2 separate regions of the Homo sapiens genome follow, and region 2 is linked to region 1. The links are chromatin loops, found by intact Hi-C in ENCODE. Cell type or tissue: PC-3. All regions are shown on one strand. Links, peaks and the distances in the headings refer to the core of each region. The heading gives the core; the rest is flanking DNA. Region 1 overlaps SLC26A5-AS1 (SLC26A5 antisense RNA 1). Region 2 overlaps RELN (reelin).

Region 1 (2,927 bases), core at 321-2,820:
GACACTTCTCAAAAGAAGACATTTACACAGCCAACAGACATATGAAAAAATGCTCATCATCACTAGTCATTAGAGAAATGCAAATCAAAACCACAATGAGATACCATCTCATGCTAGTTAGAATGGTGATCATTAAAAAGTCAGGAAACAACAGATGCTGGAGAGGATGTGGAGAAACAGGAAAGCTTTTATGCTGTTGGTGGGAGTGTAAATTAGTTCAACCATTGTGGAAGACAGTGTAGTGATTCCTTAAGGATCTAGAATTAGAATTACCATTTGACCCAGCAATCCCATTACTAGGTATATACCCCAAGGATTATAAATCATTCTACTCTAAAGACACATACACATGTATGTTTATTGCAGCACTATTCACAATAGCAAAGACATGGAACCAACCCAAATGCCCATCAATGATAGACCGGATAAAGTAAATGTGGCACATATACACCATAGAATACTATGCAACCATAAAAAAGGGTGAGTTCATGTCCTTTGCAGGGACATGGATGAAGCTGGAAACTGTCATTCTCAGCAGACTAACACAAGAACAGGAAACCCAACACCTCATGTTCTCACTCATAGGTGGGAGTTGAACAATGAGAACACCTGGACACAGGGAGGGGAACATCACACACTGGGGCCTGTCGGAGGTGGGGGGCTAGGGGAGGGATAACATTAGGAGAAATTCCTAATGTAGATGACGGGTTGATGGGTGCAGCAAACCACCCTGGCACTTGTATAGCTATGTAACAAACCTGCACATTCTGCACGTGTATCCCAGAACTTAAAGCATAATAAAAGAAGGAAGGCAAGGAAGGAAGGAAGGAAAGGAAGGAAGGAAGGAAAGGAAGGAAGGCAGGCAGGCAGCCAAGAACATGTAAACAAATATCTGTGGCTTTACAAAAACACAGGAAGAATAGATGAGAAATCATGACATTGTTTACTCACACAGGATTGGCTAGAATGTGTGGAACAAAGGAGGGAAGAAAATTCCCTGAGTATACGTTTTCAGATCTTTTTAATATTCTTTAATTTTTTCTTTTATCCGCTTTTAAGTTCTGGAGTACATGTCCAGGATGTGCAGATTTATTACACAGGTAAACGTGTGTCATGGTGGTTTGCTGCACAGGTCAACCCCATCACCTAGGTATTAAGGTCTAGCATCCACTAGCTGTTCTTCCTGATACTCTCCCTAATATTCTAATACCAAATAAATGTAATTAAGCCAGCAAGGATGGGAAGGGGGTAGGGGGTGGGGAAGACTCATATTAAAAGCAAACTCATCTCTAAACCAGAAATAATAGCAATATCTATACAAGTAAATACATGTACTCAGAACAGTGCCTACTACATGTAAACACTGAACAGGTGTTAGCAACATTGCCATTATTGTGTTAGTATATTAGGTACCTGGTGCTACCGGCAAAACCAGTTTATCATCCAACTGTCTCCAGTGTTGCTACTCAAAGTTTGGTCCTCCAGTAGCCTATCAGGATCACCCAGGGGCCTGTTAGAAAGGCACATCTCAGACCCCACCCCAGACCTACTGAATCAGAATCTGCGTTTTTAACGGGATCCGCAGGTGATTCCTATGCACATTAAAGTGTAAGAAGTACTGGGCTACAGACAGGTATGTGACAAAATAATTTCATAGGATGGCAAAGGCCAAGTGGCAAATGAAGGACACCAGAAATGCACGTCCCAGGAGCCCAACTCCTCCTTAGTAAATTACCCTATTAAGATTTGTTTAGAGATGTTCAAAAGCGTGGAGAAAAGCAAATTTGGTTTCCTCAGCTAGGGACGCGGAGAGTGGTCTGGTGCCCTTGAAGAGATCGCCCTCGTGTGGAGTAGGGAGGGAATCTCTAGCCTTTCCTCTCGGATGAAGAACAGCACCAGCGCTCCCAGCCAAAGGCCTGGCCCAGGTTCTGGAGGTGGGGTCTCCTTGGCAGAAGCCTCTGGTGTCTGCAGGCGTGCATTTACAGCTTTAAGACCAAACAGCTAGTCCGCCACGTGTCACTACAGTGTGCACGCGCAGAAATGCACAAAGCAAAAAAAAAAAAAAAGATGCTCTTAATGAACCAACTATAATCCTTGCTAAGGCATAAAGCCAGAGGGAAGTATGTATCTGAAATCATTTTCTACCCCTCACCCTCTTGGAGCCCGGCACTCTGGCTGCGGTGCTCTCTTGTATCCCAGTTGCTAGATGCAAAACAAGCTATTTCCTATCTAATTTTTTTTTTTAAGAGACGGAGTCTCGCTTTGTTGCCCAGGCTGGTCTCAAACTCCTGGACTCAAGCAATTCTCCCAGCTTGGGGTAACGTGTTACATTATTCTACTTAATAAAAAGCAAAAGTTGTTTTATAAATTCTAACTTAAATGCCCAGAAAATAACTTATCATGCATTGCCTTGTCGTGCAATAGTCAATATTTGCAAACCAAGTGTTAACCAAAGGCAGTTCATCAAAGATTTTTGAAAATTAAAAAAAAAAAAAAACTCATACTCACATTGTCCTCAGGATTTCCTGTTTTCGAAATGTTCCTGTACGAATCGGAGTCTCTATAATGATTGTAATTGAAAAGATAAGTCAGGTTTTTTGTGTTTTTTTTTCATTTTAAAATCATAATACGCAATGTTTTCCACTTGAACGCTATACCTTGTGTATTGTGCTTGCTTCAGCCTCGAGCCTCTACTGATGTTCCACCTCAAGGCGACAGGAATGCCACCTGGAGAAACTCCTGGGCGGTATGGGAAGAAAGCCGGTCTCATCAGAGTATATTTGCGGGGATCGACGACCAAGGTGTTAAATTCCAAGCACGCTTTGGAAAGTTCTAGGTGCTTGGGAAGAGATCCGTAGGCGGCAGGGATGCCCGCGCCCCGGCGTCCCAGCGCGGAGGGTGGCGGCGGGGCCTGGCCCTAGCGGGGC
Region 2 (2,927 bases), core at 246-2,745, 190 kb before region 1:
ATTATAAATGCTATTGATAAATACTAGTGATATATTTTAATATGTTGTAATAAATTATATTATATATATCTTATAACCAATATGTTATTAAGATTTACATGTAATATAGTTAAGCAATGAATACAAGGAAATTTTTTAGCCTGTATAGTGTCTCTGGCAAAAATGGGGTGTTAGGGTTTATTTAAAGCCCTTTCTTCAGGCCATTTCTATTTTTCTTTAGTATATAGATTTCATCATATATAGTATCCGTTGTCAGATTTAAGTCTTACTTGAAGCTGGGCTATCTTTCAATGTTGGCAGAATAGTAACACCATTAGTGGTACAATTTTAGGTGTGTCTAAAAGATCCTTTCCACTCCTAAAACTTATTGAGCTACTCACTGAAATTCCTTTAAAAATATCAAGGGATGAGGAGGATGGGGAAAGCTTAAAATTAAGGTTTAAAGTTAAAATTCCATCAGAGTAGTTGATACTGTGGCTTACATTCACAGTCACATATAAATGGAGTAACATTCCACTTCACTTCCTGGAAGTATATTTTAATCATGAGGAGATGAGAAAGACAGAAGGATTTGGACACGAAAGTTTGCATTGGCACCCTGGAAAAAAGACAGGGTTAAGGAAAGTAGGAGAGAGGGGACTGAGGATATATTTTATATATTTTACAGTTTTTCCTAGAACTGCCTCCATATTTAAGTATTTGCAAATAGATGAGAACTTTTATTTTCATAGAAAATGAAGTAGCATGTAACAGATAATGATTAACATCTATTATAACTTATAAGTGTTATACATTATAAAATTTTAAGAATGCACCAGCTGTATTGGGTATTTTCCCTGTACAGGTAAAAATCTAGTGCTAAACTCAACTTTCTTACTGAGTAGAGACAAATGAATCCTAAAGAAACCTTTCATAGACTATCCATAGTAACCATTAAAAGAAAATTAAACAAAAAATCAAGGTAATGATGATGAAAGCATGAAGAAAATATCACCATCCTAAGTTAAGTTGGCCTAAAGCACAATTTTTTCTAAGAAAGATGGACAGCTGCAAAATTCAGTAATCAATCTATATCATGAAATTTAATTAATCTTTGTTGATATGAAAAATAATTACACATTTAATGTGCTATTGCAAAGGCGCGTTTAATCTTGCCTGCCATTTGACAGCAACATTTTTCTTCTAAGAATCAAGGTAGCTTTTCAGTATTAGATATGTGCATGGCTTGAAAGATTAAGATCAAAGTGGAGTTTTTTTAAAAGGAGAACGTGGTAATGGTAGCAAAAACGCCTTAATTTTCTATATATATATATATATTTATCTCTGTCCATGAGATTCTTCCTCCCGCCCCCTCTCTCTTACAAATATTAATAAAAGGTGACATGGCAGAAGGGGAAGTTGATACATTCTAGATAACAAATTATATTTTATATGATAAATAATACAAACCATGTAAATTCTTCATAAGAAAGTTAAATATATCTTGATGCCTTTAGCTATTTGCTATATTTCCTTCAGTGTAAATTGCTGCCTGTAATTGCCGTGAATTCCATATTGCTTCTTTATGCCATTGTTGTTCAAAAATGAAGTGTGATTCATAAATTAGACATGCTAGTTGGCTAACCACTATTATTCCTCAACTATTTTAAATAATTTGCTTGCCTATGATTCATTCAGTAAATAAAAGAACTCTATCTGCTTGTTATTAATAAAAATTTAATATATCTAAGTTAGTCTTTTAATTCAAACTGACTAGAATGTCTTGTGAACTAATTGGTATTTTTATTAATTTAAAATTATGTGTCACTGGTGAGACTAAAATTATCCTAGCTTTTCTTCTTAATTATAGGGCTTGTTTTTACTCTAAAATTACTATGAAGTCTAATCTTAGTTTATTTTTATGTCTTGATTATTATATTTAATCTCCTCTTTGTTCTATCATGTCATCCAATTCCATAGTGTATATCATTGTAAAACATTTTTTAAACAATTTGATCTTATATTTGGTCTCCTCTTTGTTTCTATATGTCACCCAATTCAATAGTACATATTACTATAAAACATTTAAAAAAATCTATGAGGTTAGGACCTACAAACAAAAGGAAAATTGAGGCAGAAAGTTGACTTAAGTCTCTGTGTTCTCTTCTAGGAATATTCTGATCAGACAGTTCCACAGCTATTCTAACCAGCCACTATAACTTGCAAAGAGTGGTGAAATCGTTAGGAACTCCCCCTACACCCAAAGATACGATGTAGAAGTTAAGAACAAGGCTCTAGAGCTAAGTTCCCCAGGTCCAAATCCTGGCATTAGCACTTATAGTCTGCTTAATCTTAAAGAGATTATTTAACCTCCTTGTGCCTCTGTACTCACATCTCTATCAGGCATATACTGATAATACGTACTATGCAGCAAAAATTTGTTGAGTCCTTATTATGTGCCAGATACTGCTCTGGGTACTAAGGTATAATAGTGAAAAGCAGACAAAAAAATTTCTGGCCCTTGCCATAAGAATAGCATTATTCTAATTTCACAGATAAAGCTGCTGAGACACATAGAAGCCAAGTGCTTTATCTACAGTTACAAAATCATTAACCAGTAGGAGTCAGAGTGGGAACTCTGGCCCAAGAGTCTGATTACAGACCCGTAGTCTTAACACCTCTGCCGTGAAAATATTGGTCACTTCAGTCACCAATATCACATTCATATACACTATTTTCCTTAAAAGTTGCTTGGGAAATTCTAGTTTCCAGTTGTTATGTTAAAAAATAATACTTTATTTTCCTTAAAAGTTGCTTAGGAAATTCTAGTTTTCAATTGTTATGTTAAAAAATAATAATTTATTTTCATGAGAGAGAATATTAACTGTTTTTATAATTAATATGAAGAAAAATTATAACTTTCTAATAACATAATGCTAAACAAATTA

Evidence for each region. Hi-C counts contacts between places; a loop is a spot of excess contacts. Peaks named below come from ENCODE experiments on the same cell type or tissue, not always from the same donor. Only the 100,000 strongest peaks of a DNase experiment are listed, where the experiment ranks them.
Region 2: it touches region 1 in a loop (7-fold over the local background); 1 of 110 quality-filtered maps calls a loop at or near these places.

Annotation. Positions count from the first base shown.
Region 1 is chr7:103,446,250-103,449,176 of GRCh38, reverse strand. It overlaps SLC26A5-AS1 (SLC26A5 antisense RNA 1), which reads right to left. Exons shown (of 4, transcript NR_110141.1): 1 at 2,658-2,927; 2 at 2,509-2,560. Among named protein-coding and RNA genes, the nearest start is that of SLC26A5, 1.5 kb to the right of the region's middle. RefSeq lists a silencer at 2,895-2,927. In PC-3, for the core only: CTCF peaks have their summits at 1,630 and 1,831; a DNase peak (open chromatin) is centred at 1,846; H3K4me3 peaks cover 1,658 bases.
Region 2 is chr7:103,631,865-103,634,791 of GRCh38, reverse strand. All of the region lies in intron 19 of RELN (reelin), which reads left to right. Among named protein-coding and RNA genes, the nearest start is that of SLC26A5, 190 kb to the right of the region's middle. In PC-3, for the core only: no CTCF peak of the experiment used is centred there; a DNase peak (open chromatin) is centred at 1,601; H3K27ac peaks cover 2,421 bases.